Regions from separate parts of the Mus musculus genome. Here region 1 is linked to region 2. Evidence: chromatin loops called from intact Hi-C (ENCODE). Cell type or tissue: left cerebral cortex. All regions are shown on one strand. Each heading gives the region's core, and the rest is flanking DNA. Links, peaks and the distances in the headings are about the cores only. Region 1 overlaps Gm40689 (a long non-coding RNA gene). Region 2 overlaps Bicc1 (BicC family RNA binding protein 1).

What was found. A loop is a pair of places that touch in the nucleus more often than their neighbours do. Peaks named below come from ENCODE experiments on the same cell type or tissue, not always from the same donor. Only the 100,000 strongest peaks of a DNase experiment are listed, where the experiment ranks them.
Region 1: it touches region 2 in a loop (2.3-fold over the local background); 3 of 42 quality-filtered maps call a loop at or near these places.

What each region holds. Positions count from the first base shown.
Region 1 is chr10:70,836,726-70,853,279 of GRCm38, reverse strand. It overlaps Gm40689 (a long non-coding RNA gene), which reads right to left. Exons shown (of 3, transcript XR_871817.1): 3 at 10,338-10,406. Among named protein-coding and RNA genes, the nearest start is that of Gm40689, 14 kb to the right of the region's middle. In left cerebral cortex, for the core only: no CTCF peak of the experiment used is centred there; DNase peaks (open chromatin) are centred at 6,609, 8,743, 8,889, 9,251 and 1 more place.
Region 2 is chr10:70,943,096-70,959,649 of GRCm38, reverse strand. It overlaps Bicc1 (BicC family RNA binding protein 1), which reads left to right. Exons shown (of 21, transcript NM_031397.3): 5 at 718-876; 6 at 1,936-1,989; 7 at 2,434-2,628; 8 at 3,275-3,526; 9 at 6,124-6,255; 10 at 9,525-9,711; 11 at 11,717-11,878; 12 at 12,649-12,845; 13 at 12,973-13,105; 14 at 14,269-14,425; 15 at 16,115-16,280. Among named protein-coding and RNA genes, the nearest start is that of Gm24486, 69 kb to the right of the region's middle. In left cerebral cortex, for the core only: a CTCF peak has its summit at 7,434; DNase peaks (open chromatin) are centred at 6,970, 9,611, 9,915 and 11,172; H3K4me3 peaks cover 398 bases; H3K27ac peaks cover 1,079 bases.

The DNA of each region.
Region 1 (16,554 bases), core at 4,737-12,736, 110 kb after region 2:
CACCCACACCTGTGTCCTGTGCACTCACACCTGTGTCCTGCACACCCACACCTGTGTCCCTGCACATCCACACCTGTGTCCTGCACACCCACACCTGTGTCCCTGCACACCCACACCTGTGCCCCTGAACACCCACACCTGTGCCCCTGAACACCCACACCTGTGTCCTGCACACCCACACCTGTGTCCTGTACACCCACACCTGTGTCCCTGCAAATCCACACCTGTGTCCTGCACACCCACACCTGTGCCCCTGCACACCCACACCTGTGTCCTGCACACCCACACCTGTGCCCCTGCACACCCACACCTGTGTCCTGCACACCCACACCTGTGTCCCTGCAAATCCACACCCGTGTCCTGCACACCCACACCTGTGCCCCTGCACACCCACACCTGTGTCCTGCACACCCACACCTGTGCCCCTGCACACCCACACCTGTGTCCCTGCACATCCACACCTGTGTCCTGCACACCCACACCTGTGTCCCTGCACACCCACACCTGTGCCCCTGCACACCCACACCTGTGTCCCTGAACACCCACACCTGTGTCCTGCACACCCACACCTGTGCCCCTGCACACCCACACCTGTGCCAACAGTCTTTCCTCAAAGACAGCTTGGGATGTTCCTATTGATTGTAGCACATTCAAGGCCTAAGTTAATATTTTTAAGTTTAGTATTTTTTTTTCAAGTAACAAAAAGGAAAAGGTTCACCTAGCTTTTACCCTCCCCTGACCATCCTGCCCTTCCAAGCCTGCAGTCTAGGTCAATGCTGTGTGTGACCCATCAGTCTCCACTAAAAGCCCCTCTCATGGCAACTTTAACCCTCACTTGGGTGGCTAAATGGACAGACCTTTAAAGCTTTGGTGCCGGTGACAGGAGACAAATAGCCTTTCATCAACTCCGGTCTTGTGGAAGATCCCTCCTGTGATTGCTTTCCTTGTGTACCAGAGGACTTCTTTTTCATGTTGGGTTTTAGTCCTGCTAATCTCAAATCACAGTGGTCCAGGTCATCGCTATCAACACTTCAGTGAATTCCAAATTAAAGTCAGCAGCCAGATTGGAGGGCTATTAACTGGAATGAACTACTGGAGCGCCTGAGGAACAAAGAAAACCAAAGGCCACAGCTCCATTCTAGGCCCAGGCCCAGTCTCCTTGGTTGAAATATTGTGTGTATAAATGTATGTATATGTGTGTGTATGTATGTATGTATGTATGTGTGCTCATATGTATATGTATATGTATATTATGTGTATATGTATGTGTATGTATGTATGTGTATGTATGTATGTGTATGTATGTATGTGTATGTATATATGTGTATGTATATATGTATGTGTGTGCATGTATGTATATGCATGCATGTATGCATATGTGTGTATATTTGTGTATATATGTGTATGTGTATATGTATGTGTGTTCATGCATGCATGTGCATGTATGTGTGTGCATGTATATATGTATGTGTACATATATGTATGTATATATGTATGTATGTATGTGTGTATGTGTGGGTATACGTATGTGTGTGTATGTGAGAGAGAGTGTGTATGTGTGTGTAGGTGTGTGTGTGAGGGGGGGCGTCTATGTCCATATGTATGTGTGCACATGCACATACCTATCCTGTCTCTCTACCACTTTCTGCTTTATTCTTCTGAACAGGGTCTCTCACTGAACCTGGAGCAGGGCTGGTGATTGAGGCTCTCCTGTCTTCACCTCCCACAGCACCAGGATTAAAGGTGCATTATGACCAAGTTTAGCTTTTCACCCAGGGGCCAGGATCTAAACTTAGAGCCTCACACTTGTGCAGTAAGCACTCTTATCCATCGAGGCATCTTTCCAGAACCCTTGACATTTTACTAGGCTGCTTAGCTATAGTAAAGACCATTTTGGCTTGGGAAATAAGAAGACTACACACATATGATACTGTATTTATAAACGTCTGTTTTCTAACACTTTAATACCAGAATAACTTTCTATGGATTTTACACGTTCCCTGGATCCAGTTTTTACTAAACATTTATGGTGTGTTTCTATAATTACTAAAGCAATATATTTTCCTTGTAAAATGTGGTCTCTGAATGGCAGGGGATAAGTCACTTACCATTCTACCAGAGATACCAAATAGCAATATTTTGTGTGTTGCATGTACACACATTACAAGGAAATTGAGCTACACTGTAATAACGCTATTTCACTTGAGGACATTTATATACCAAAGCCATCGCTATATTCTATTCCACGAACATGGCCTAACATTACTCCTGCCCGTCTGGAAGCAGCTTCTTGGCTGGAACTCTTCTTGTAAGCAGCACTACAGTGGGCAGTTTTGTTTGTACGTCTTGCCTCATGCTTCCTTGGGGTTAGAGCCTGCCTGCTGGATTTCTGGATCGACAGGAACATACATTTTAAGGGGTTGGATGGTCCCTGATGAAATTCAAATCCTGCCAATAGGAGAGTTCGTTATTATGATGCAGCCCAAACCCAAGATGTTTAACATGCCTTCTGTAGCTCTTTTGAGAGGTGGAAGGAGACTTTTGCTGCTTCAATTTTCTTAAACATTGACAAAACTGACATTTTTTCATATTATATGGGTTAAAACTAACTAAAATGCAAAGATCACCTTAAATACAAACCAGGTCTGAAATTAAATAAAATTTCATTTTATTTAATGGAAATAAATAAGACAATGACGGCAGTCCTTAGGATTGCAAATTGGCTGAAATGAGATGTTTTACTGCTGTGCCTCTGATAATGATGAGTGAGATTTACCTAGTACCTTCTTATACGCTGCATTTTTCTGTATTTGTGGCATGTCATCTTTATTACCACAGTGAGCAATAGATACGATTTTACTGTCATTGTCAATAAGATAGGGAACAAAGAAGAAATGCCTTTACTCCAGTTTCCATGACTACTGAAATGCTGTTTTCATTTATAAAAGAAAGAGAATGGTTTGGTTCTTAGTTCTAGAAGTTTAAGGTCATAGCATGGGCATTTGCCAGACACTGGTGCAAGAGCTCACAGTGACAATATCGGCAAGATAACAGGTGTGCACAGGGGAAGGAGGACCAGGGAGTGAGATGAGAAACCAGGAGGAAGACTGGGGTCCCTCAGAACAACTTTCATCCCTTCTTAGGCTACTGCACTGGATCTATCTGTTGAAGGTTCGGTTCCTAGTAGAGCTACATTGGGCATCAATATTCTAACATATAAAGCTGGGAGTGGGAAATCACATTCAAACCATAGCATTACTATCATACACAGACACACACATGCATGCACACATGCACATACATACACATATACCACACATACACACACACACAGACACACACAGACATACAGACACACCACATGCACATACACACAGACACACACATACTCACATGCACATAGACACACGCAGATACACACAGACACACACATGCATGTATACAAACATACTACACACACACCACACACTACTTATTCACACACAGACAGACACACAGACACACCAGATACTCACACATACACACAGACACTTATATACTCACATGCACATAGACATACACAGATACACACAGACACACACATGAATGCATACACACTCACACACACTCATATACACAAACACCATCTTTGGATAAGATTGATAGTTTTTCTCTATACTGAATGAATTGTTAATAAATAAAATCAGTGTAATGGACTTCTATAAAAACATTTTCAGGGTGTTTTAAATTATTTAACCTTAACTTCCAATTTTGGTTTAAGTATATATACACATGTACAACATTGGTGGTTTGCATTTGGGACTGAACAACGAATGGAGCAGGAATTTGGATCCAAATTTCCACAAATTTAGGTCATTTAGGCTACATGTCGGATGCTTTGCTTTGTAACGTCTCTGGAAAACACAGTCCTTGGGTTTGAACTGGTTCCCTTCTGCCTCCCATTTGAGCCACCCTTTCTTTGTACAGGAAGTACAAAGACTGTACAGGAAGTACAGGACTTTTCAAGCTGCTGTGAAGATTCTATACATTGTACTCAAGGCTTAGGCTTGGATATGGATATGTAAAGCAAGTTTATGTTGAAAATTTTTATATGCAGAAGCCAAGGTAGGTGCGATATATCAGTAGTGAAAAAGCCGATCCCATGAATAACAGAAAAGTCAGGGTGAAAAATTGCCTTGATACTGGATAATGACAATGATGGTTAAAAAGCATGAAAATCAGCATTTTGATTGAGAAGTCTGATTGGTCAACAAATGCCAGAAAATTCTAATTATTTTCCCTAAGTTGGTAGAAATTAGGAGACTTAAGTTCCAACAGCCAAAGACTTTATGAAAGACAGGACCATTAATTAAAGTTCAGGTCATTCAGGCTTCAGTGGGTACATGAAGTGCTTCCCACATGTACGGACACCAAGCTTTTCTGTATTCCTGCTGCCTTTTGCCTGACCTTTCTGGGGTTACAATGCACATGAATATATGGCAACTCATCCCTCTGTGCCCGTGATGTTACCACTGCCTAGCTAGGCATCTATTCAGCTGGGCACTTGAAGCTGCATGGGAGGGCCAAGTGTCTTTGCTTACATAAGGGGAGATGAGTCTTTATGTCGGAAATAAACTTTATAAAATAAAAAAAAAAGAGGATCCATACAGTCAAGAACCCCTTGACACAGACAGGTGTCCTTGCGTTCTTTCTTTTCCTACTAATGTCTTCAGTGTTTACAAAAAAAAAAAAATGCTTAGTGATAAGAAAACAATAAAGTAACTGGTACAATTCAATCATCATAGATACTTTGAAATGGTAACCCTATAGATACTGAGAGGACTGAGACAGGCAAGACTCCATGACAGGCTTCAAACTGGCAGTTCTGGAGACCGTCCTGATCTGTTTCCCAGAACTGGGCAAGTCAGAAACTGGAAAAACTCCAGGCCGAAGGCAGCCAATCAGAAACTGCCCTGCTACCTGGCCTGAGGCAAGAGCAGTGAGTCAGCAACAGTTTCCAGGCTTCTCCAGCAATAGTCTCTAGCTCCCCGAGCCCTAACCCCAAGTTATGCTCCTAGAACGTCCCCAGAGTCCTAGTCAACCCCAAAGACCCGCATACCCTAGAGACTGAATCAACCAATTAAGATAATGGTCACCTACCCCTCTCTTGAGTTCCCCTAATGTGCTTTAAATTGGGCCTTTGAGCTCACCTGGACATCTCCATCTTGGTAAATGGTAGACCCCAGCATGCTGGACTTCTGCGGAATAAAACACTCTTTGTTTTTGCATAATATTTGAGTGTGTGTGTGTGTGTGTGTGTGTGTGTGTGTGTGTGTGTTGGGCGGGGGAAATTATTCTTCAGCAAATCATGGACCCTTACAATACCATCAGAAATATCCTAAAACAGCAAATGCACTGATACCATCAGATATTTTCCTATTAATTCTTTGGCCCCAAGGCAGATAAGATACAAAGACCATGACCTTATAATTTTCATTTCCTACCAGTGCACAGCACATTGGAATCCAAGATAGGAGCTCTATATAAGTGCCCTCCCACACACATCAATCACTTCTGAATTCTTTCTCCAGGAAATGAGTCACACAGTGGGAATTTGCAGTCATTTCAAGCTCTTGTTTCAGAGGTTAGAAAATCTCCTGTTCTGTGCCAGTATTAAGAGTAGTTTGCCTCTTTTGTTTTTGAATTGTTGGCCACAGAGATGACGTTAGACTAATCCCTATCATCTTACCACAAGGGAATCGGCAACAGGAACCAAGTCAGTAAAGTGAGCAGCTCTACTCTCTGCAGGACACTGGCCTGAATGCTTTACTTGGTTTTTAAAGTTCTTCTCCAGTGCAATCAGTGTCCACAATTGCAAGAAGTCTGGGGAGACAAGGTTAGCCAGCGTGAGCTCCCTCAGATATCCTAGTCCTTGTATTGAGAAGGCTGGGCTGACTCCAGGATGGGCTTCAAATTCAGGAGACTTGGCCTAAATCTGTTTCTAAGAACTGAGCAAGTCCAGGCCTCAGAAGCTGCCCCACCACCTGACCTGAAGCAAGGACAATGGGTCAGCAGCAGTTTCCAGACTTCCCCATCAACAGTTTCCAAACCCCCAGGCCACAGCAATGATTCTGGAATGTCCATAAAAATAGAGCCCAGATTAAGATAAAGGTCACTTACCCCTCTACAAAATTCCTGTAATGTGCTTGAAAATCCGGCCTGCCAGCTCACTTCAGGGTCTCTCCATCTTCGTATATGGTAGATCCCAGAATTCTGAACCTCTACAAAATAAACTCTGCTATTGTTGAGTCCAGAATATCATTAGTCAGCAAATCATGGAGCCTTACAATTGTATGCATGTCAGGGTCCAGCAGTAGTTCTGCCTAGTCAGCTTCCTCCTCCTCAGGGTGTCCAGACCTTGCTGTACACTCCAGGCTGGAGAGATGACGTGGAGTCTGGAACAAGTGGGATTCTACAGGATCCAGTTCTGGCTGGGAGTGTATGTGGGTGGGGATAGGGCTCCTCCAAGGATCATAGCCTTACAACTCATTTTAGACCAAGGCCTCTGCTGTTGGTCAATGAAACAGTTCTAGTACAAGATCTTAGCTTGGGCACATCCACAAGCCCACACACGCCAGGGTATTTGTAGACCTTGGAGAGTGGGAAGGAGCTTTCCGAGTAAATGAAAATCATGGACTAGAGTTTAAAGTGCTAAGTATACCTCATTTGCGTGGAGAGGCATTGTAGGAATCCTTGATGCTTGCTGGGCGGGTCTTATCACAGAAACAGAAAGTTGAACTTGTAGTTCTGCCAATGGCCACTTGACCTTCCCTGGATAGAGGGTGTGGGAGATCAGATTCCTAGGACAAGGTTAGAGAACCGGAAGCCCTGCTGGTAAAAGGAGTCCTCTGTCTTGCACGGAGCTCAGAGGCGCTATCCAGTCATGGTAGACAGTGATCTTAATTTGCAGTTCCCCTCAACTCCTTACCCTGACTGTGGACAGATATCACAGGAATCAATTCTGAGTTCTGAAAGCATGGCTGGGACATCCGGAAAGCATGGCTGATCCCAGAGATCAGTAATTAGACGATACCCATGACTGAATGCAGCCCTGGGATAGTGATCAGCAGAGGTCCTGAGTTCAATTCTCAGCAACCACATGGTGGCTCTCAACCATCTGTAATGGGATCTGATGTCCTCTTCTAGTGTGTCTGAAGACAGCGACTGTGTACAAATAAAACAAATAATTCCTAAAAAAAAAATCTAATCCTATGTGGATATGTGACCAGTGCTGTAGGGATTGCATTCATGTTAATGCACTATGATCTTAGGGAAGTGCTATTATTATTCTCCTCAGGTTAGGAAGCAAATGCTTTGGGGTTGAGTAACATGCCAATCTAACCAAAGAGTAGAGGAACTGGGATTTGAACCTGGGAAGTCTGTCTCCACTCTGTCATGTCTCGTTTTGTCCTGTGACTCTAATTCACAAGCCGAGCAGAGCTGCCCTCTGCACCAAGAGCTCTATATCTATGGGTTCAACAAATTATAGATCAGAAAGTATTTGGGAAAATGCCTTCAGGCTTACAAATAGTACAGACAAGTTTTTCATGTTATCGTTCCCTAATCAATGAAGCATGGAGGATTACACAATATGTATTTTGTATCAGTGATTATGAGTTAACCAGAAACTGTCTAGAGTACCCAGGTGTGTGGGATGTGTGGGATGTGTGTGTGTGTGTGTGTACCTCAGGTTGTATGCTCTGTTACAACAGAGCCTTGCCTATTTGCAAATCTGGGCATCCCAGGGGTTCCTACAAACCATTCCCATGGTACGATTCCACTTTCCCTTCTTAAAAATAGACTTTTACTTATTTTATTTAAGTGTTTTCCCTGCATACCCACTTGTGCCTGATACCTAGAGAGTCCAGAGGAGAATGTTGGATTCCTTGCAGCTGGAGTGAGCTGCCATATGGGCACTGGGAACCAAACCTGAGTCCTCCACAAGAGCAGCTAGTGCTCTTAACCACTGAGCCATCTCTCCAGGACCATGGTGTACCCTTTTTGTGGATTGTCACCCAGGACCAACCCATCCATGTTCTTCAAGTGTTTTTATGAGACCGGGGGGGGGGGGGGGGGGAAGGGAGGGCTGTGATTTGATGATTCTAGAAAGAAAAGAGGGAGGCATGGCCATCTTGAAGACACTTGCCCCTGAATGGGGACTTCTGAAGGGCTAGCTTAGTGAAGACTGAGGAGGCCTTAAAAGCCAGCCTGAAGTTGGGAGAGAACCCTGAACCTATCTCTGGTTGGGCTGAAGTGACACAGCCAGACCCATCAACATTCCCCTATATAGCAGACACAGCAAGGGTCTGGAATGCCAATCAGGTGATTTAGCGGGCAATGATACTAGACTCCTTTCCTTTCTTTGCCCAAAAATACAAAATGAAATTATTTTGTCATTTGCTTGCTTTGTTTTTTTTTTTTTTTCCCCTCTCCCTCCTGTCCTCTTGCCAGCAGGGCTTTCTTTCTTTCTATTTCTTCCCTGCTGTTATCAAGATGAATAAAGCTACATATTCCAAGGCCTTCTGTTGACCTTTGGGACTTAAAAGTCTCCCCTGACAGAAAGAAAGTATCTCTGAAATGAATGTGGATCCACGAGAGTACTTCTGGCATGTGGAGGGAACAAATGATGGAGCTCTTTCCAATTCACAGCACCCAGCGGGCAGAAAAGCAGCAATTTGAGATTTCGAAGTGGCTGAGAGTCTTACAAGATAAATGCTGAGGGTTGGCACTCAGAGGTACCAGGTAAGTATAAATTCTGCAGGTCCCGGGGGTCCTGGCTCCCCAGGGCTTCAAAACGAAGGGCAGGCACTGCTTTATTACCATCAGGCTGCAATGGTCTCTCTCTAAAGCAGATGGGAGATTTTTCTCCTTTTGTCTTGGCAAAGAGACCTGTTTTTCACACACATTCATGAGTTCTAGAGAAATGAGTGTTTCTATTTAAATGAAGTAATGACATTTCCCATAGCAAAGACCAATGGCTTGGTAGGAAGGCAGTACCTGTGTGACAAACCACATAGGCAATTTGCCCTTCTTTTTAAAAATAACTGCCTTTTATTATATATGCATTTTATTTATTTGTGTGTTTGTATGTGTGTGTGTGTGTGTGCGTGCATTTGTTTATGTGGGTGAGCATGTGACATGTCCTAATATGGAAGTCAGAAGACAACTTGTAAGAGTCAGGTCTCAGTCCTTCCCAGGTGTGACAGCAGGGGGCTGTACTCACTGAGCTATATCATTAGCCCCCAAGTTTTCCTTCCTGGGATAATCAGGAGTGGCAGCATTAGACTTGAATCAGCACAGAAGACTCCTGATTCATTTCTCTTCATCTGTAAGTGGTGAATTACTCACTGCTTATAAATCAAAGTGAAATCCTCACTAAGGCGTATGAATCTGCAGTTCTCGTCTGACCCCTGCCTAGTCTTCCTCTCCCTTTCTCTACTGCAACAACACACTCTCTCTCCTTTATTTCTACCTAGCGTAGCTCGCTCTGGGGCTATGGGCTCTCCATTTTTGTTTGCCTGGAATTACCCCCTTGGCTTGCAACATTCAGCCATCAAACAGACTCCCTAGACTGCTTACCTTAAAAAGCACCATTTATCTTCCTTACTTCCCTTAGATTATTTTTCCTCTAAGGCCACCATTTACATCTGATGTTGTATTGGTTTCCATGGTAGCCAGTCTCTTTCCACTGTAGCGTAAACTATATGAGAACATGTCCCCTCTCCACCGCTCACCACTCGATCCCTTGCCCCGACTACACTAGTCTCCTGTGCATAAAAGCATGCAGTGGTTACTGATTAGATGGCTCCTGTTTTCTCCATCTTAAATGTAAAATAGAAAGAGGCCCACTTGTGCTATTTGCAAATATTATAAATAATCTATTAAAGAAAATCTCCCAAACTCCCTAGCATTGTATGTAGCATAAACTGTGGTGGGTTGCCAACTGTCACTGTGTTGATACTTGTTTTAACACAGCATATTACTATTTATGATCACTTGGAAGGACAGATCAGAAACCTTGATACAGGGACTCTTAGGTATCAGGGACTCATCTTCTGACCTCTCAAAATACTGTATTTGTGCACCTTCTCTGGGGCTTCTCTGAGGAATTAACACCCATCCGGTCACAGAGGCAGCTACCCAGATAGCCCATCTCCATTATTATAGGTCTTGTTTTTGTTTTTGTTTGTTTTTATTTCCCAATAATACAACTCCATTGACTTCCCTCTTCCAGTGGGGCTCAATAGTATAGCATGTGTTCTGAATTCTTGAGGTCTAAGGCTCAATACTTATTGTTGGGGCCGGCCTACGGCTCTCATGTCCAGGTTCAAGCCTGGGAGGCAGCCTGGAGCTGAAAGAAAAGGAATCTAGGCAGAAGAGAGAGAGAAATGGAGCCAAGACAGTATTCTGATCAAGACTCAAATTTTTAATGGCAGACATGCTTTATAAAGGAGAGGGGAGGCCCGTTACCGCCAAATCATCCTTGGAGCCCAGCTGCAGGTGACCACATGTAGGCTCCAGAATAGCTAGGCAGACTCCCAGCAGGTAGCAGCAGCAGCAGAGGCTGAACAATAGAGTGATCCAGGGAGGCAGGTTCCACCCTAAGTAATCTCCTTAGTGGCATCAAAGTCAAGGTCTGCCTCAGCCTGCTTCAGGCTTGCTGGAGGCTACATATCCTCCCTGTTATTAATATTTTAAAAAAAGGCTGAACTGAGGCATAAAATTTATTTATGCTCCATAGTTTTGCCTGATTTCTTTGGGCCTAGTGAAGAAACCTGTCTCAGTGGGATTCCCTAGCTTTTCTCATGGTAAACCCTTATTTGGTTAAGACTGTCTTAACTGTCTTAGTAAACACTCTACAGACCAGCCCTGAGCTGCAGGCTCTGTCTTTTTTAATGCTTAATTAGTTACTGAATAGGTAACTTCCTTATTGAATTCCTACTGAATTCCAAGTTGTCGGCTTCAAGGTCTTTCTAGGATGTTGGAACACTGGCTAAGGCTTAGCTATATAAGAATTCAAGCTTAAAAGCTACTTATAATAAGATAATACTAAAAGAGAGCACGTGGATCCATACACCAGACTAACTCGGGGATAGGGTAAGAATGTACAGGTTATGAGAACACCAAAGTTCCAGGAGGTGAGTTTCTGTGAAACTCTTTGCCTCGTGAGTGCTCTCAGGCCTCTCAGCCTGCCAAGCAAACTTCACTGGAGTGTGCATAGCATTCCCCCATTCTTATATTTCTGCTGAAGTTCCAGAATGTCCTGCCTCACCATAGCTATAGATCTCAGAAGTGCTTTGAAGATGAATGGAAACACAACGATCTACTAATAAAATAGTGCCAATAATAATAGCAAGTAGGATAATATATTGAACTCAATCCAGGGGATTCAATGCACTTAGGTTATCTTTTAAATCTCTGGCCAATTCATCAATATTCCAAGTGTCCAAGTGACTATTGCTAATATCTGAAATTTCTGCCTTTTTAGCCTTAATATATGCTATGTCCTGCCCTATTGTTAAGATTACTACTTCTAAGACATTAACCTTTACCTCCAATTCTTTACATGACTCTGTGGTGTATTATTAATAAACCACGGCCTCTTGGCATGTACCTCTGTCTAGATTAATATGATTCCAAGATCTGGATGCCCGTCTAGACTGTCCGACCCTCATAGCAAACCTTAATCCCAAATCAGACCAAAAACCACAATATGTACTAAAATGCTTCATGAATGAAGTTTAGTAACTGCCACCTGCACACTGTTGGAGGTGGGGATGCACACCTGCTGCAGTCATGCTGAAGGGCGCTGACTAACTTGCTTGAAAAACAAAGTCAAGACAGTGAAAGGCACAGTACAAAAGCTTCTTTTGGGGAAGTCCAGGTACTCCATTCAATTGCAAATTAGCAAAGATCAGGCTTAGACATAGAGCTCCTAGTGTGGGGGAGGTGACCTTGAGAATCCCAGAAAGGCTGCAATCTTTCTGGGAGAAGAGGCTGTGTTCTAATTTAACTTTGTTAAGTAATTAAGAATATTTTGTTATCTTCCCTGGGATACTCTAATACTGGAATTATTACTAGACCAGTCCAAAATTGAGTTAGAATAACTGGTCACTTGAGGGAAAAAGAAGAATCACTAATATTTCTAAGTCAGATTACACAGTCTCTGATGTTCTTTTTACCATAAGGTTAAAAGCTTGAAGCAAGGAAGCTTCATTTGTCCAAACTGGAAAAATAGCAAGCAAGGATGGGTTGAAAACATGTACCCAAATCAGCTTTCTAGTCACTAAAGTTAGGGCACTGAGTGAACTCACCTGTTTTGTCACACGAATTAGCCATCATGTTTCTGCAGCGTTCTGTGGAGAACCTATGCTTTTCCCTTTCCTAATAAGGTAGCTGTTCAGGATCAAGCCATATGCCAATAAGTAGATCCTTTTAAGATACTATAAGGCATTTATTAAATTCTTTGACATCCAAATTTCAAAATTCTAAAATAAAAGTATGATTTAAATAATGTGCACAGGAATGCACTAAATAATATGCATGGGGATATAATTTCCCCCTTCTTTGTCTTTTAAGAAGCTAAAGTTTTAAAGTTCCACAGTACCTTATCCTTGAGAATTAATAATTTGTTGACAAAACATCTCAAATACTTGACTGTTATAGTCATTATTAATGTAACATGGGCAGTGACTAATTGCACTTTCAATTGTTTCTCTTAAAGAGCAGTTGTAACTAGAAAGCTTGAAAAGTTATTAATAGTCACATGTGTATAATCTATTCAGAAATAAGAGCATTCATTTGCAGCAATTTATCAAGTATAAGTCCTTAAGAATTAACACTATTATGTGGAAACAAGTAGTAACTGAGGACACTAAGAGCAAAGAATTTAACATGCACAATTTCCAAGAATACTAAAATATTATCTTAAAGCATAACTATTTTGAATATATAAAGAACGAGATTATATATCTAATCTATCTTATATTTAGGACCTATATTTAGGACCTATAGACTGCCTGAGATATAAATCCAGCATGGCATTGCTTTAAGATATCCAGGCAATCTAGAACAATTTAATAAAACCAGCCTTCTTAAAAGGACAGCATTTTTTTCTTATGAGTTGTATATGCATAACTAATTGCAAATTTGAGAATTAATAGCATCTGAGGGATGAACAATCTTAAGCAATTGTGAGCTCTGAGATATAATATTGACTATTAATATACAAATTAAGGTTTGATTGTTCAGCATTTTAAAACATCATCCACAGCACACAACTTAATTATCTGTGCTGAAGCAGGGGGAAGCTCAAAAGAATAAGTGTGTGATCCAATTCACATCTACTTATTTCCCATAGAGGGGTTGTTTTTAAACACAATAATTGGGATGCATGCATGCATGAATTTATAGAAGATACAGAAGCATGCATAAAAACAATTTTTAACTTATCTTTGGGATATTGATTGTCAATTTTAGTTAAAATAATGGTATGCAATAGATCAAATATTAATATTCTGTAATAACCAAATTAATTGCTGTTTGGAACAAGGAACAGACACTTAATCAGGTTTTTAAGACACAATTCTTGTTATAGTTATCCCAAACTATATGAATTTATCTTATAATTCTTTGTTAGCACCACAGTGGCTTAATAAGATGTTGAAACTGTGCCTTGAGGTGAATGCCACCTTGGCCTTGCCCTTGAGAGGCATTAGCTAATAAAATACTTTCCACTTAGGAAACAATATACACTGAAATATTCAAACTCTTAGCTCCTTGATTACAGCTCACTAGAAGCAAAACTTTTTACAATTATCAGAATGTAAAGGAAAAAACAAACCTTTAAATCTATAATAACTTTATATGAAGTAGGCAAGTCAAATCGCAATGTCCTGATAAATTCTACAGCCTGATTGACCTTTTATAAACTTTGAATTTAAACTTCATTTGGAACAACATCTGTAAAGGTGCTCTTACAGCTAAAAGGAATTCTCTCCTGAAGGTAGGGATGAGGGAGGTTCTCAGAACTTACCTAGTCACAGTTTGCGAAACAAAGGAGATTTTGCGCCAACTTCCCTGAGGCTGCTCTGAACTTGCATTAACTTGAACATAAGAAAAAATTTTCTAACTCAAGCATTTTGGCCCTCCTGTAATGAGGACAGATTTTAGAACTTTTAAGTTTCTTTGCAATATTAGACTATAACTACAACCTTGGGAAAGCAAAACCCAATTTCAAAACGATTTATCACCTTAAGAATCAACAGTAAAACTTCACTACCACATTGTGAGATTTGGCTGCCAATTTATACCTATGAATGCATGACAGTGCTTTAATGCTTCATTAAGAGACCTTGCTTTAAATCTTATCTTAATCTTACTTTCTAGGATAAGAATCACATTAAATATTATCTCAGCTAGAAGTATCTTAGGAGGCCAAGTTTTTTTTGTTGTTGTTGTTGTTTTGTTTATTTTTTGTTTTGTTTATTTTTTTGTTTTGCCTGCTTATGCCACGTGTTTGAAAAGACTCTTGCCAATTTAAGGCTAACCTTCTGTTACCAATGTAACAATTATTTAATCCTAACCAATAACTTATGAGCTGATTGTGAAGGCATGCAGAGCACATTACCAGAAAAAAAAAATGAAGCAGCTACACTTAGACCAATCAGAGAATATTAATTTCTTCTAGTTATAATTATAAAATAAAAAAGCACTTTGTCATTAGCTAAACACAATAATCACGAATGCAGAGAATTTTCTTAGGGAAAAAAAAAAAAAAACATCTATCAGCTATTTCGCCCCAAAACCATGAGGCTGTAACCCTTTTTTAAAAAAAAAAACAGTTTTTCCAGCAGGGGCCCTCCTGCTGTGCCTGATTCTGGCTAAAGCATGTGGCCACTCTCCTTTGCTTATACCAGCAATCTTTTGTTTTTCAACACAAAACACAGAACATTCAGTCATTCAGACGACTAGACATGAACATACATGAATTGAACATGTGGACAAGACCTTAGACAAAAACACAAAGAGAACTCCTGCCGTAAGGGCTAGAGAGAGAAAGGCAGGGCATCTCCTAAAATTTCTCTCTGCTTCTGAGATATTTTCCTCCCGCCTGATGCAGTTTCCGACTACGGCCAATCCGCCTGATTATTAAATCCAAACCCTTTTCTCTCTCTTACCTAAGAAGCAGCTTCTGGAACCTGCGGCCAACTGCCTTTTACGTTCCTAGATCCTGATACCTCACTGCTGAACCTAAGTGAACCCAGTGCGAGGGTTTAACGCTGTTCCAGCTTAGCTCATACTGCACCTAGCAACCTTTTTGCCCGTTGCTTCTCATGTTCTGGTACGAATTTTCTATCTGTGGAGCTCCCTACCAGCAGTGTTTCTTCCATCGTCCTCTGCTATTCCCAGGTCCCGAGTTGGTTTGCCAAATTGTTGGGGCCGGCCTGCGGCTCTCATGTCCAGGTTCAAGCCTGGGAGGCAGCCTGGAGCTGAAAGAAAAGGAATCTAGGCAGAAGAGAGAGAGAAATGGAGCTAAGACAGTATTCTGATCAAAACTCAAATTTTTAATAGCAGACACGATTTATAAAGGAGAGGGGAGGTCCATTCCCGCCAAATCATCCTTGGAGCCCAGCTGCAGGTGACCACGTGTAGGCTCCAGAATAGCTAGGCGGACTCCCAGCAGGTAGCAGCAGCGACAGAGGCTGAACAATAGAGTGATCCTGGGAGGCAGACTCCACCCTAAGTAATCTCCTTAGTGGCAACAAAGTCAAGGTCTGGCTCAGCCTGCTTCAGGCTTGCTGGAGGCTACAACTTACCATGTTAAAAAGATCAAAAATTAAAGGAATGGACTAAATAAATAAAATACAAGTCACATACACATACACGGTGTGGTGGTTGGAATGAAAAGGCTTCTCCCAACCCCCATAGGCTCATATATGTGAGAGCTTGGTCCCTAGTTAGTGGAATTGCTTGAGAAAGATTAGGAGGTAGAACTTTGGTAGAAAAGGAATGTCACTGGGGGTAGTGGTTGAGGTTTAAAAAGCCCATGTGAGGCTCAGTTTTATTCTCTCTGCCTCTGACTTGAAGATCAGCTTGTAAGCTCTCAGCTACTGCTGCAGCGCCATGCCTGCCTGCTTGCTGCCATGCTCCCTGCCATGATGGTCATGGTCTCACCCTCTGAAGGTGTGAGCAAGCCCCCCATGAAGTGCTTTCTCTTATGAGTCACCTTGGTCAAGGTGTCTCTTCACAGTGATAGAAAAGTAATAAGACTTGGATTTTTTTTTTTAAATACATAGTGGGCATTGGAAGAGAAATGCAGTTTAAAAAAAAAAGAAAGAAAGGAAGGAAGGAAGGAAGAAACGAAGGAAGAAAGAAGCAATAGATTCTGTAATGAAAGAACAAGTGGAATCTTTGAGAAGAAAAATTCCAATAAACTCAGCAAATACTGGTTTGTATCATTGTCTATTAGACCAGGCAAAAGAATGTAAAAATTTAAAGTTGACGAATTATTAA
Region 2 (16,554 bases), core at 4,299-12,298:
TGTCCTCGTAGCATTGGGTTAAACTCCTCAGAATTCAATGTTCAGATGCCAGTTTGACTGCCACCTTTTTATTCCCCACCACTTGGGATTTTACACTTTCTTTAAGGTAACTGAGCCTCTGATTGGGGTTTGTTTATCCGTGCCTTCGTCTGCCAGGGTGGAAGTTCTTACGAGTTCTCCACTTTTCTTTCCATCAGCTGGAATAACGGGTGGCTGTGTAAGATTGGGCAGGTAGCCACGTAAGCGCTCCTGTGTGTAGGACTTCAGACAGCATGTGTTGTCGGCATGTGTGATCTCAGTGGGGGCTTTCCTTATAGTCCTGATTCCTCCTCCTCATAGATCCTCTGCCCAACACGGCATCTTTAGTCATGTGATCACACTTTCATCTGTCTTCAGGTATTTGAACCATTTCATGAATAATGCCTTTAAAAGAAAAGAAAAACCAGGATAATTTATCTACCATTGCAACTGACCGTATTTAAGAAAGGCTCTTCTGTCACAGTATTGCAGTTAAAAATTTGTCACCACCCTCTGAAAAATTTATCATAAAATGAGATTCCGTCTTAATGAAGAAACGGATAGAAATTTGTTAGGCTGAGACAATCCTTTGGAGAAATCTGTAGTTTCCCATGGAGTGGTGTCCGCTTTGTTAATGCTGAAGCACCGTAAGTGTTCGGTGGTGGTAACACATCGGGACATAACCCTGCTTCCGTGCAGAGCAACCGCGTCACATTGAAGATGGATGTCTCGCACACGGAGCACTCCCACGTCATCGGCAAGGGTGGTAACAACATTAAAAAGGTCATGGAAGACACGGGCTGCCACATCCACTTCCCAGACTCCAACAGGAACAACCAGGCAGAGAAGAGTAACCAGGTGATTGGTCCTTTATACCCTTGAGTCTCAGTAGACAAATCCCTTCTGAGAGATGAGGGCAAAAAGCAACCAGAGGAATTATAGATGGCAGATGGTGTAGGTGGAGGAGGCTGGGGGTACTCTGTGGGACCAAGGATGAGCTGTAGACTCTGGTTCTCTGCTTGATCTCTAAATAGTAGAGATCCCAAGGACCATTATGAAGAACTGAGAGAGTCTACCAGGCTTGTCTTGCCCGCAGCTTTATCCGGTTGGTGGGTTCTAGCTACACAGTTGTAGAAGTGGCCCTTGAGGTCACCATCTCAGAGGATGCTTAGATACACTCCCGCTGCTTTGCGTTGGGCATCACTGGCCCCCACACAAGCACTTCCAGTCCTTGAAGAGTGCATACTACTGCTGTGTTATTTAGATATGTTCTGTCTTCTTAGCTGCTCCCATGATGGGGTTCTGTGAGTCCTGAGGGTAAATCAGGGAGTGTTTTTACACTGGCATGTATCTGTGGCCTAGGTTGAAAGCCTTGATTAAAGATACAGGTGTTATTCAGAATTCCCGGTGATCACTGTGACAAGATGGTTCTGTCACCCAGCATAAGACTAATGCTTTAGTTGGTGAGTCATGGTGATGTCCGGGGATCTATGGAGAAAACTGGAGAGGGGGGTACTAAGGCTGTGATTATCTGCCTGCTGGTGTGGAGGATGAAGGTTTATGGCTACAGAGTCTGATACAGTCTCATCACTGCTGATAATATGTATCTCACAGACTGACGCAAAGAGACTTTAAACAAAAGGGAGAAATGCTGTGGATAGACATATTGACAAAGGGGTCAGAATGACTTCCTGGGAGCTACTGGCTGTTGCTAAGTCCAAGGATGAGGTAGATCAATGGCCAGATATCACTGGAAGAGGGTCTCATTAAAATCAAATTCAGGTTCAATGGGTTTGGCTGAGGCTTATTGGTCAGGAGACCCCATGCTCAAGGGTTCAGCAGGAGGGGTGTGGCTCCCAGGAAGGCAGATAGGTGTATGAGTGATAGAGTAATAAGCCTTGCTTTCTTATTTTGCAGGTGTCTATAGCAGGACAGCCAGCAGGAGTAGAATCGGCCCGAGCAAGGATTCGGGTAACTGTGCTAATCTTTGGGAATCGTGTGTGCATGCTCACCATATTTACATAACAAGGGGGCAGAAATAGCATCGTTTGCCATTTGGTTACCAAGTCCATTTCAGGAAGCAGGAGACAGTGGAGCAGAGTGCCTTTGGGAACACTCCTGCTTCTATCATCTGGGCTCTGGTGGAGGCATTTTCCATCAGTATGTAGACCACAACAGTCTAGGTTTGCTTGTAAATGCTTCTCTGTTGGAGACATTGTGGAAACATTGTTATACTTTTGCCTGGCTCAGGCAAAAGGCTCCCTGCTTTAGGAAATGTTACACACTATACTGAAGCTCTAGCCTGAAGGCAGTTCAAGTCTCACAATCCATCCTTAGAAGAAAAGAGATGAGGAACGTGCCTCTCTGCAGACGTCATGCTTCACGGTTGCTCACTGATGCTTTGGCCTCTCCTAGGAGCTGCTTCCTTTGGTGCTGATGTTTGAGTTACCGATTGCCGGGATTCTCCAGCCAGTCCCCGATCCCAACACCCCGTCCATTCAGCACATCTCACAAACCTACAGCGTTTCTGTGTCCTTTAAGCAGAGGTCTCGAATGTATGGTGCTACAGTCACAGTACGAGGCTCTCAGAATAACACTAATGCTGTGAAGGTTGGTGACTTCAGATGACCTCAAAACACGCACCATGAAAGCTTGTATTTATTTATTTATTTATTTATGTATTTATGGGGGGTGCAGGGGGATCCTTACACTGACTTTAAATTCACAGTTCTCTCAGGGCTGGAGAGATGGTTCAGTAGTTAAAAACACTGGCTGCTCTCCCAAAGGACCTGGGTTCAATTCCCAGCACCAACATGGCAGCTCACAACTGTCTGTAATTTGAGTTCCTGGTGATCTGACACGCTCATACATATATACAAATAGACAGAACATCAATGAACATTAAATAAATATTAATTAATTAATTAAAAAATAAAAAATACATATCATGGTTCTCTTTACCTTCCAGATCATAGATAGGCCTATGCCGCCACCATGACCACACCCAGAACAAGTTTTGTATTTATGGATATTAGACTAATTGGTTTCTAGCAATTTCCTTTGTGCTACTTCTGGGCTCAGAGAACATGCTGCTGATGTTTCTAGAGTTGTTGGAGGTACAATAGAAATGTTGCCTGTGTGGGGACAGTTGTATTTGATGGGATTTCAGCTCTCTCTCTTTCTCTCTCTCTCTCTCTCTCTCTCTCTCTCTCTCTCTCTCTCTCTCTCTCTCCCCCACTCTGCTTTCCTCTGTCAGGAAGGAACAGCCATGCTGTTGGAACACCTTGCGGGAAGCTTGGCCTCCGCCATCCCCGTGAGCACACAACTGGACATAGCAGCCCAGCATCACCTCTTCATGATGGGCCGGAACGGGAGCAACGTCAAACACATCATGCAGAGGACAGGGGCGCAGATTCACTTTCCCGACCCCAGCAATCCACAGAAGAAATCCACCGTCTACCTCCAGGGCACCATTGAGTCTGTCTGCCTAGCAAGGCAGTATCTCATGGTAAGGCTGCTAGAGTCTACTTTGTTGTCTTCTTCTTTAGCTTCTTTGAATCCATCCCATTTCCACTCTGATTTTGGGTACCCGCTATTTAAGAAAGCAATTTGGAATACCAGGCAAACAGGGAATAAGGGTTATTGTGTCGCTGTAGGCTATATTCTATTGTGTAGGGAAGCATTTTTATATTTTTCTTAACTTAGCCTAAAGACAGATGAGATTGCAGGTGAATGCATTTTGTGGTGTGGCTAGAAGGTGGCTATGCTTGACAGGGGGTGCTGATATGCAGTTTGAACTGTAAATGGAAAACTAAAAAACACCATTTAAAGGTCGCCTTCAAAGGCTGAGAGGATGGCTCAGTTTCCACACAAGCCTGAAGACCTGAGTCTGGATCCCAAGCACTTCTATAGGAAGGCAAGGGTGGAGATGCGTGTCTGCCATCCCAGGGCTGGAGGGGCAGAGACCAAGAGATTCCTGTAGGTTGCTGGTCAGTCAGGATAGATAATCTGTGAGGTTCGGGTTCATAAAAAGAAACTGTTTAAAAAAAAAAAACTTGGAGAAAAAAATAGTCAAGGAAACTGCCTGCTATTGGCCTTTGGCCGGTCCACGTTTACCCACACATCTATAAAAACTTGAAGCCAGGTGTGGTGGTGCATGCCTTTAATCCCAGCACTTCGGAGGCAGACGCAGGCAGATTTCTGAGTTCGAGGCCAGCCTGGTCTACAAAGTGAGTTCCAGAGCTACACAGAGAAACCCTGTCTCGAAAAAAAACCAAAAAGCAACAACAACAAAAACCCCAAAACTCTTGACTCTTGGTGATCTAAAACATGTGTACAGTTAATGAATTTATTATGTAAATAAAAATAGGATTTCACGCATTAATTTCGAATGCTATGAAAGACAAACATCCGTTGAGTCATCAGAAGCATCCTGATGTAAGGCCCTTCTCTCCTTCACATGCTTTTTTTTTTTTTTTGAAACCCCAGTGTGTGGGGATTGGTGCGAAGAGACAGGTGTATTGCTGGGTCGGTAGAGACTCTTATTAAAAACAGATTAGACTATTTGGTTCCAGGCCCAGTCTTTAGTGACATTTGACCCAGTGGACATTAGGCATGGTCTTCACTATTAACTTGGCAAATTCATTTAAACAAACAAACAAACAAACAAACAAATAAACAAAACAACTGAGAAAACCCAGATTTGTATTGTTGCGTCCATTCCTCTGACAGATCAAGCTTCCAGTCAGGGCAGTGGGACATTTAAAGATTCACTTTTTGTGGATGATTTTTTGTTAGCCACCTTTATTTTACTGTATGGTCAATAATCCTTTAGCGGTGGGGCGTATTTACATACAGAAACTGGCAAATTACTCATTGTAGTGTCTTCCTTTCCAAGGTGTTTAGGTGTTATTTTTAAGCTTAAAATGCTTGAAAAACTTCACAGACTCACATTCCTACTTTAACCGCACCTGCCAAAACTATAGTTTTTTTGAAAGGTACTATTACGCAATAATGAAAGAAGGGAGAAAGAAATTCAAAGGTTTTAACAACCTTTCTTTTTTATTATCGGTCCATGAAGAAGAGTCACTTTTATTCACGGGTGAAAAGGGCAGTTTTTCATTTTGATCACAGTGTACCCAGCATTGTCCAATACATGTGAAGAAAGAAAGAAAGAAAAAAAAAATCCAGTGACCAGGCTGGAGAGATGGTTCAGTGGTTAAGAGCACTGACTGCTCTTCCAAAGGTCCTGAATTCAATTCTCAGCAACCACATGGTGGCTCACAACCACCTGTAGTGGGATCCGATGCCCTCTTCTGGTGTGTCTGAAGACAGCTACAGTATAATCAGATATATAAGGTCAATAAATAAATCTTTAAAAATATCCAGTGACCAAGGACTTGAGCTGAACAGCATTCTATACCAGAGGAAGAGAAGCCAAGTGATTGTAGGCAGTGAAGGGCAAAGCAGAGATGAGAGCCAAAGATAGCCACTGTAGTGACACCCCCCACCCCCCGAAAGGGTTGAGGGTTGGAACAGTGGTTCACTGCACATGTCTGAGTGGAAGGACTTACAACTTCAGCCAACTTGGAAGGAGAGCTCTGAGGGATTACAGACTCCACCTATAGGACATTGAGATTTGGGCCTGGCCTGGTGGAAGAAACAGATCCAGGGTGTGCAAATCTGTGGTAGGATGGGCCAGGCTGGGCCAAAGCAGAAGTTAGTAAACAGCAGTTGGGTTCTCCATTAGGATACAGTGGTTTGGCTCCCAGGAAGTCACCGAGCAAGGACACATGACCCTGACCCTCAGAGTGGTGAAGACTCTCTCAGTACAATTGCTAACGGAACTGAAGTCAGACAGTGAAGGGTTTTTCTCTAGTAAAGAGTAGACTTAAAAAAAGAAAAGTCACACCAAACCCACAAGCTTAACAGATGCAGTTCCAGTCCCCCAGATAGTCTCCTGCCCCTCCCCTTGGTCACACACCCTCCTTGCTGTGAAGAGGTAAATGGTATTTAAGTTAAATACTTGATCGTGTGTTATTTGGAGATGCTCAGGCATCAGGTGCTGAGATGACTAACCCCTGACACTCCTACTGTCTTGTCTAGGGGTGTCTTCCTCTGGTGTTGATGTTTGATATGAAGGAAGACATTGAAGTGGACCCACAGGTCATCGCACAGCTGATGGAACAGCTGGACGTCTTTATCAGTATTAAACCAAAGCCCAAACAGCCGAGCAAGGTTGGTCTAGAGTCTGCACCCGATGAAGCATCTGGAATAGCCTTCCCTACCCACTCTGGTTGTTCATTTACATGGGAATAATTTCTGATACATATATTTGGCTATAAGAGTTACATTTGTAACAGTGCCCCCTCCGTTATCTGCCTCCATTTTCTTCATGGTTTTTGATTTTCATGTTAGTTTTTAGTAACATTGTTTTTCTATAAATACAGGAGAAAGAAAAGTCTATTTTTTACCACATCTGACTTGGTAATTTTGACAAGAGATCAACCAACCCAATCAATACACAGGCTAACGAAGCAAACAGACTGTTAAAAACAACCAAACCATGATGTTCAAATGGCTAGCGAACATAAAACTGTTCAGCCTCACTAGCCATCAAAGGAGAGCAAATGTAAACTCCATGAAGATCCCATGTCACCCCAGTCAGGGTGGCAGTCGGCCAGGTGCTCGTGAGGGGGTGGAGCAAAGGAAGTGCTCCCACACTGATGGTGGTAACCTAAACCAGCCAAGCTGTTAACGGAAATCAATACTGAACTCTGTCAGAAAGCCAAAGCAGACCTACTGTGTGAACAAGACACACCACTTCTGAGTATTTATTGGAAGGACTCTTAATTTGCAATCTGCTGACTACAGGCTGGTTGCTAGGGAGTAGCTAAGGAGACTCATATGTTAAGTGTATGCATGTGTGCGCATGTTCAAATCAATTTGCAGAACGTCCTGTGCTGGCTTAGCGGAGCTGCTGCTTTTTCTGTTCTCTCCTTTTCTTTAATAAAGCCCATGAGTAATGAAAGCTCTCAGCCGCCTTAGCGCCTTCTCTGTCCAATGCTATCTGGTAATTTACATGGACAGTAAATGCGCAGTGGGAGAAGTCTGATCTGAAGTGCCCTGAGAAAGCAAGAAAGGAAGACTGTTCATGCATTAATATTGTGAAGCCTGCTGCAGCTCCTTTAAAGCCTGGGACCCTGGGACCTCACCAGTGGTTGTCACTGGCAGCCATTGTGCTGCCGCTGTGCGTGCTGAGCAGAGGTGAAATGAATTGAAGGCTCTCAGAGTGGAAAAACATGTTAGGTAGCAGTACTTACACTCTTATATTTTCCAAATCACGAAGCATTGGCTGGCAGGGAGACCTGGGGCGGTGTGGGGTGTGGGGGTGCATCCCAAGTTCACCACTAGGAGAGAAAGCATGGCTACGAAATAATCCAGGGGGTTAACAAAAGTCACATGCAAAATTGTCTGTGTTCCAGGTATTAAGTATGACAATGTTATATTAATCCTCATTTTTTTCTGAATGTTTAAAACTTAAAAGATTTATAGACTGTAATTAAATTTTGAAGTTTGTGGAATGTTTTGAAGAACAGCTGAGTTTTCCCTAACTTTTTTTTATTTTTATTAAATGCTGGTTTTTAATTGCTTTATAAAGTCTAGTGAACGGACTTAGCAATGTAGAGAGCCACTGCTTTAGTGCAGGGGAATGTATCATAGAGTAAAAAATAAACCAGTAATCATCCGACTTGGTTTGGGCAGCTGTAACAGTGCCACAGAGCAGGCAGCCATGGATAAGGGAGTCTGTAGTCATGGACGCCAGCCAGCACAAGATTCAGCCTGGACCAGCTTTGGTGTCAGGGTAGGACCTGGGTCCACATTCACAGGTGCTACTCCACTCTCTCATAGAGAAAGGTGCTTGCGTGCTCTCTTTCTCTCTCTCTCTCCCTCCCTCCCTCCTTCCCCCACATCTCTTCCCTAATTCTATTCAGTTTTTTGTGTGTACACATGTAAGTGCATGTGTGTATGTGTGTGTGCACATGTAAGTGTATGTGTGTGCATGTGTGTTGATGTGTGTATATATGTATGTATGTATATGTGCAAGTACAGGTATATATGGAGATGTGCGTGTGTGTGTGTGTGTGTGTGTGTGTGTGCGTGTGTATCCATGTGTCCACACTCACGTGTGTAAGCCACAGAAGGATGTGCAGTTAGATTCTCGAGTAGGAAGTCCTGAATTACTAAGGTAGATAAATCTGCCATACTTTACTAAAATTTCTAAACCAGAGATGCCATCTTGTGTATAGAATGCTTTATGTGTATCTGTCTTGCATATGATTTCTACATGAGTAAATGTGATATTTTCTGTTCACCTGGAGGAAACAACCACACTTATTATTATTTTATTTTTTAGAGAAAACTTTAAAGCGCCCCAAGACTGGGGGAGCAAGGTTGAGTGAGTTCAGAGATTGAGACCAGGCCATGGGATTTAGACATCATAAAGCCCTGTTTGACTAACTTAATCACAAATACCATCAGTTCAGATTCCGAGAAGGGCTTGGCCAAACAAAGACAGAAATAAAAAGAATTCCAAGAGCTCAGGAGAAAAACGAACCTATGTTAGGCTGAAAGAAATTGTGTTTTGATGGCTGGATTCTAAGTACTACTACTACTACTACACACACACACACACACACACACATACACACATACATATACACACATACATACACATATGTGTTTATATATGTATACATATGTATATATACACATGTATGTTTATATATATACATATATATGCTTAGACATTTAGTATATAAAAGATATATAAATTATATAATTCTATATGTATATGACATATACATATAGGAAGTAAGGAAAATTTATATATATACACAATTATTATTATTTATAAAATATATCATTATATATAACATAATATAACACACACACATATATTTCATAAGATTTGCCACAGATGTGGTCTCACTGGGGGTTGGTGGTGCCTAGAGGTACGTCAGCTAACCATTAGACCGTGTATGTTAAAAAAAAAAAGAAGCCAACTGTAACTGTGCAATCTATACGTGATGGTGGGTTTGATTTGGCTTCTGCAGGTAATGAGGTGGTGAGGAGGAATGCTTCAGTATGAAGCCCAGAGGCTGTGTAGTGGGGCAGCTGGACTTTGACACCAAGAATTTGCTAAATTTCTAAGCATGCCTGGATAGGAATCCATACCTTAAAAGGTTAGGTAGGGATCGGGACCTGCATGCTGGCTGCCCACAGCATCATGCTCTCAATGGTTTGCAGACACATAGACACACACACACATACACACACACACATAGTAGGTGGGGACTCACGTTTTACGGGAGTGTCAGGAGCAGAGGCTGATAGGGGGTGGTATCCAGCCTCCTGTGGCCACTCATTTACATTTTCATTACCCTTCTGTCATTGTATGCCTACCTCAGTGTCATCTTTTTTCCCCCCATTATGTGTTTTCATAGTCTGTGATTGTGAAAAGTGTTGAGCGAAATGCCTTAAATATGTATGAAGCAAGGAAGTGTCTCCTCGGACTTGAAAGCAGTGGGGTTTCCATAGCAACCAGTCTATCCCCAGCATCGTGCCCTGCCGGCCTGGCCTGTCCCAGCCTGGATATCTTAGCTTCGGCAGGCCTCGGACTCACTGGACTAGGTATAAAGTTTATTATTACCACTGGGGAACGGCTTATCGGGTTCCCTGCCCTTTTCTACCATTGTGCTGTGTCTAAATTCTATTTTCTCCTCTGAGCCCCAAAGCCCGGTGACGGTGACAAGCAACCGGGTCGGGACCTGATTCATCTGGCCTGAGTTTTTTCTTTTGTTAGCCTCCGTGGTTTTGGGTTGCCCAGATTCCTCCGATGCCAGTGTAAATAATCGCAGCCTGCCTGCTCTTGTTCTCCGTGGCGCGTGTTTGTTCTGCTAAATTAAGAATGCCATCGAGATGGAGGGGAGCCGCTGACGGTGATGGATGCGCTCTGTGTTGTCTTGCTTTGGCTGTACTGCCCTCCCTCCCTAGAGATAAAGATCCAGTTTGTTCCAAAAAGTAATTGCAAATCTGGAGGGCAGCTAGAGAAGGGGGAGGGGAGAGTCCCTGAACCCACTCCCCCACCTCCCATTCCCCTACCCTACAGCTAGGCCTGATAAACCCAAGGCCAAGCCAAGCTTATACCACTCATGGAAAGTGCAGTGAGTCCTTGCTGATCCTGAAATAGTGCCCTCATCTAGAAGACCTTTCTTGTAAGCTGGCCAAGAGCTCTGTTAGCATTAGACCAGGCTTACCATTTTCCTTCTCGTTTCCCAGATGCCTTCATGTATAAGGAGAGCACAGTAGGTCACATACATAGTAGGATGGGCTGTGTTAGAGCTCACTGGTAGGATGCACGCATGAAGACCTAGGTCCGATCCCCAACACTGAAAGACGTCATGTGTGTAAAACCTGTTTGGGCTCCAAACTGTCACACTCAGACACTACTATGGTGATGCAGGTTCTTCCTCAACCAAAGCTGTCTCTTCCACACAGGCCTGAACAGCCATAGCAACACAGCAATACTGTGGACTGGGACGTCCTGGTGGACTTACAACAGTTCTCAGCCTGTGGGTCGCAGCCCCTTTGGGGGTTGCACAACCCTTTTGCAGGGGCTGCCTATCATATATCCTGTATGGCAGTTACACCAAGATTTGAAACAGTAGCAAAATTATAGTTATGAAGTGGCAGCAAAATAATTTTATGGTTGGGGGGGCTCACCACAACAGCAACTGTATTAAAGGATGGTGGCATTAGGAACGGTGAGAACTGCTGACTTAGAAGGGGCCCGTTTTATTGTGTTCTAGTTGAGAAAGTGGTTGGAGAAGCCGAGTTCCCTGAGTGGAGGAGAGGTTTCCTTGGCCACCCAGCTCCTATAACACTGACCCATGTGCACTTCAGAAAACACACAGAAATGAACATCATCTTTTAGACCCCAAATTCCCAAAGGAGAATCTCCCTGGTTACAGCAGGCGCTAGGTTTCTTGAGAGCAGAGAGAATCCAGCACAATCCCTGGGCAAGTTTTAGTCATTGGGTTGGAGCCCACAGGAGTCAGTGTGTGCTCAGACCCGCACGCAACCATCTGGTCCAGCATCCTGTGTACGAAGTATCAGCCAGCCAGTCTACCACAGGAAAGGCGCTCCTAGGCGCTGCCGCTCGTGAACGCTTGGGAAGGGCTCTGTTGGGAAGCTGATACCAAGTGAGTCAGGGGAGAATTAAAAAACAAAAAACAAAACAAACAAACAAAAAAACAAAAAACAAGCTTCTGCTTGAGCTGAGGTTCGTCCATCCTAGGTTGTCAGCGGGCTTGTGTCTAGGAGTTCTAAGTATGGCTGGCTGCTTGTGCTAGATTGGGCACACCGGTCTCCCCAATCTTATGGCATCTATTGTCTATTTGAGGACGAGCAAATTCCATGGTTGGAGATGTGGAAAAGGCAAGATTTCACGGGAATATCTGAAATAACATCAAAAGAAAAAAAAAGCGAAACAACAAAACCAAACCTGTCACTCGAATGTGACAGATTAGAAAGCACCAGGTTCTATCGATGCTTGTTCCACAAGACAGTATGAGTGGCGTCCCTGTTTTTGAATCTTGAACGTAGGTGTATTTGACTTGGCTTTTATTCTTTACAGGTTTATTGGGGCCCACCACATTGTCGCTCAATACGTCAGCCACCCCAAACTCACTCCTGAATGCTCTCAACACTTCGGTCAGTCCTTTGCAAAGTTCAAGTTCTGGTACTCCCAGTCCTACACTGTGGGCACCCCCAATCGCTAACACTGCAAGCGCCACAGGTTAGTGCCCCTTAAAGCATCAAGAAGTGGGAATTCATAGATACTGCCCTTTTTCTTTCTTTCAATAGAATTTACAAGGGATCCCATTTCTTCAAGTGAAAAAAATAATCACTGTTCTAAGACTGCATCCTCTAGCCCTAAGGAAATTTACACTCCCCTGCTGTGTAAATTAGTTTAAATGAAGCTCTGCCAAGCCAAGAGCTTTTCAAGCCTCCAGAGCTTCATCCGCACAGGTGATAAACAGATTAGGAGAGGCAGCAGGATGCTCAGGGAACAAAGGCCAAGGCACCTGAAGGTTACAAGGGAACCCTGGGAACCCAGCTTCTTGGAGGAGCGAGTTCATAGTCACAGGACCAGGCCCGGTCTCTATGCTCTCCCCAACCTATTAGACACGGTTATCTCATTTTAACATTGTTTCATGTAAAGAAAACATGTTCTATATTTGTGTCTGTTGAGGTCAAAGGGCAGCTTGCAGCCACTGAGTTCTTTCCAGTACATGGATCCTGGGTATCAAACTCAGAGCATCATACATGGAAGCAGGAGCCCTTACCCAGCCTGAAAGCTATCTCCTAAGCCTCTCTATGGTTTCTATATTAATGTTCAATCTGTTTACAGAGATGTCAAATTATTCTGAACTCACAGCGCGGGGGTGGGGTGGGGGGACGGGGACGGGGACGGGGGACGGGACGGAGTTTCTTATTGTGTTATTAAACGTAACAGTTGTTTTTAGGCTGTTTCCTCCTAACACCTGTCTTCCTGGATCATTTCAGGTTTCTCTACGATACCACACCTTATGCTTCCCTCTACTGCCCAGGCCACATTAACCAATATTTTGCTGTCTGGAGTGCCCACATACGGGCACACGGCTCCATCTCCCCCACCTGGCTTGACTCCTGTTGATGTTCACATCAACAGCATGCAGACAGAAGGCAAAAACATCTCTGCGTCTATAAATGGACATGTGCAGGTAACACCCTCTTGTGAGATTCAGGGGGTGGAGGGTGGGGGAGGGGGGTGTTCTGTGCTTTTGGCAAATGAGAAGCTACTCGAAACCCGTTTTCTCCGTTGTATTTTTATTTTATTTATGATTTCAGCCTGCAAACATGAAATACGGTCCGCTGTCCACTTCATCGCTTGGGGAAAAAGTGCTGAGTTCGAATCATGGTGACCCATCCATGCAGACAGCTGGGCCCGAACAGGCTTCTCCTAAATCAAACTCGGTGGAAGGTAAGGAACTTAACTGGAACTTCCCTCCTCAGACTGGCTTGTGGCTTGGGTGAAGCCCCGCCCCCCAGCTCCCGGAGACTGCAGACTGGCTTGTGGCTTGGGTGAAGCCCCGCCCCCCAGCTCCCGGAGACTGCAGACTGGCTTTTAGCTTGGGTGAAGCCCCGCCCCCCAGCTCCCGGAGACTGCAGACTGGCTTTTAGCTTGGGTGAAGCCCCGCCCCCCCGCTCCCGGAGACTGCAGACTGGCTTGTGGCTTGGGTGAAGCCCCGCCCCCCAGCTCCCGGAGATCGCAGGGATTCTGAGTTGGTTTCTACTCATCCCTGCTGACTCTGCCTCCCTCAACCATGAAGAGTCAAGGTCTTGTATGAAATTCCAAAGAACATGGTGAACGATGAACTGAAGGGCACTTTCCACAGATACACCAATGTTCCATTATTGTGTCACACCAGCTCAATGACTGTTTGCGAGGAAGTTCAGCCCCTAACAATCTTGAGGAAATTTGAGTGGGGCTAAGGGTATGGTTCCCTGGAATGGCATGTGCCTAGCATGTGCCTAGCATGTGTAGGGCCCTGGGCTTAGTCCCTAGCACTGGGGAGGAAAGAAAGGACTACATTTGGGGTTGAGGATATAGCTTGTGGTAGACATATTTGTCTAGTGTGCCCAAAGCCCTGTGTAAACCTCTGTACTGGGAGAGGGAAAGGGGAAAACAAGGAGAGGGAATGGAAGCCAAGAAAACAAGGGTCCCAATAATGTTCCTTTGTAAATATATATCCGTCCCCCCTAGTGCCAACAGTATTCAAGGAATAGATGGGCCCCACTAATGTGTGTATGTGTATATACACACATTCACACATATACACACACATATATGTATGTATATATGCATATATGTATACACACACACACACACACACACACACACACCTCTCTTACTCCAAATAATCGTCAGGAAACACCAGGTCTTCCCTAGAGGTTGAGTTCTGGAGACAGCCTGAGCTTGCTGCTGTGTGCCTTTTTTGCGGCTGAGAACATTGTGAGGCCTTTGTAGAATTGCGTCTTGATGAGACAGATTTTTTTGGTTTTCTCTATGGCATTCTAAGGTGATATTTACATTTTGCTCCTCTCTCCCCCAACGTCCTCCCGCCCCTCGCAACCCTGACCCAGGCTGCAATGATGCCTTTGTTGAAGTGGGCATGCCTCGAAGTCCCTCCCATTCTGGAAACGCTGGCGACTTGAAGCAGATGCTGGGTGCCTCCAAGGTCTCCTGTGCCAAGCGGCAGACGGTTGAGCTACTGCAGGGCACGAAGAACTCGCACCTCCAGTATGTATGCTTATCCTGCTGGCGGGGAATGATGGAGGGGGAGTTTGCTTTGAGCTCCTTGGCTAAGACCCTAACTCAAGTCAGGCTGGAGAGTATCATAGGCTTTGCAATTCCCCCTCAACGTTACCTTTCAGACACTCAAGGAATAACCTGTTTTCACCCTTGCCCATTTTTATAAGTGTCCCCCGACTTCATTGTTAGCCTGTGTCCTTTAAAAAAATCTTTTTTGCTCTAAAGCTTACACATTCTCTCTGCAATTCAGCAATGGGTAGGGGTTACTTTTAGCCTCTGGCTTTTGCATTAGATGTTTTTTCCAGGCACAAATCTACCTTACCTGGTATTGAGGTGGATTCTTAAACTTCAGTTTCGTTCTCTCCAGTGCAGGCAGCTGCAGACTTGTAAACTTTTGGATCCACCCTTGAGTTTTATTAGCTAGAACTCTGGGCATATTCAGTTTCCACTGTGCTATCCTGAGATTGCCTTTATTTGTTTGTTTGTTTGTTTGTTTGTTTATTATTCTTATCCTCTTACAGAGTAAAGGGTTTCCTACCTGCCGACTACTCCATTTCCTCTTCTGTCTTCTTAGCTCCTCGCCGTCTCTAAGGATGGTCTTTATGCAAACATTGGAATGTATATATTTACTTCCTCCATCTCTTATTAAACCCCAGACTCATCCCACCCAACTTTTTGTCCACTGAGTCCCCCACAAGGCCATTCTTCAGTGCATGTTCCTGAAGTGATCTGCTTCCTGCTGCCTCTTGAATCCCTTAAAGCCTATGCCCGCCATTTTGGTTTCTCTGCCTTCTGAATCTTTTTCTTTTTTCTCACCTGGATGGAGCCCTGGCCTCCTGCTCTGTCTCCTTGCCCTTTCATCAGTGTGGCCTGCCCTTTCTTTAGCTCTAATGATTCTCTTAGCTGGACCAGCCCTGCCTCACTGTGACTTAAACAGCCCCAGTGATTTGATCCTGGACCCCTTCCTTTGCATTCTGCTCCCTGGGTTGCTGCTCTCCCGGCCTTTGACCCTAGGAAATTTGAAAGGCTCCCTCATTTCCAGGTCACATGTCCTCTGTCAACATCTGTCAGGCAAAACTTATTGCTCATGTCTCGTCTTCTGACATAGGAACAGAGGAGGTGATTGGTTATAATTGAACAAGTCAGCAAACCAGCCCCCCCACTTTTTTTTAACTTGAGGTGCATCTCGATACATCCCAAGCTTGCTATTTTTCCTCTTAACCAGTGTCACATGCACCCTGTGCATGCAGTATCTGTCATCTGTCTACCTTCTGGCTTGTTCAGGCTGTGCTCCAATTTTGCATAACCCCTTGGTGTCTGGTTGATGTACCAACATCAGAAATCTTCTCCATGTATCTATTCCTCATGTACCACAAGCAGAATACCATGTGGACTGCCTATAATGTGGGTGCCTTCATACTGCTAAGCAGTTTTAACCTATAGTTTGAGACCCAGAGTCACCCTAAAGCAGGGACCATGGATAAGGTCCTTATGTGTCTAGCAGGGAGACAGCAACACCTTTGTCTCAGTGTTGCCATGCTGTGGCATTGATCGGTGACTGAATGACATGTGAAGGCAGGTGATAGCTGAAGCACACACAATGAACACGCACAGAGGGACCATGCAGTCTTGTCAGCATGTGAGGTGGAGCAGTGAATTCCCAACTCTCTCTCACAGCGGCACTGACAGACTACTCTCAGACCCTGAACTGAGCGCCACAGAAAGTCCGCTTGCTGACAAGAAGGCCCCGGGGAGCGAACGTGCAGCTGAGAGGGCAGCAGCTGCCCAGCAGAAATCGGAGAGGGCCCGCCTGGCCTCGCAGCCAACATATGTCCACATGCAGGTAACGTAGGTGCGACAGCAGCCTTCCGAGGGCAGGCGCTGGGCTGGGTATGGAGGAAAAAGAGTGTTCAGCTTTGCAGAAGCTAGCCTGTCCCCCTGCTTCCTGGTCAGTGTGACACTCAAACAGATATGCAGGAGTTCGGATTGGGTTTTGCTGTGAGCGACAAGAATGAAATGCAGGATTTAGATGAAGGAAAAGCGATTCTTCATCCTAGTAAAAATGGCGATTTGTGTGGCTACATCTGAAGCAAACAAGAAGCATTAAAGACATGTAA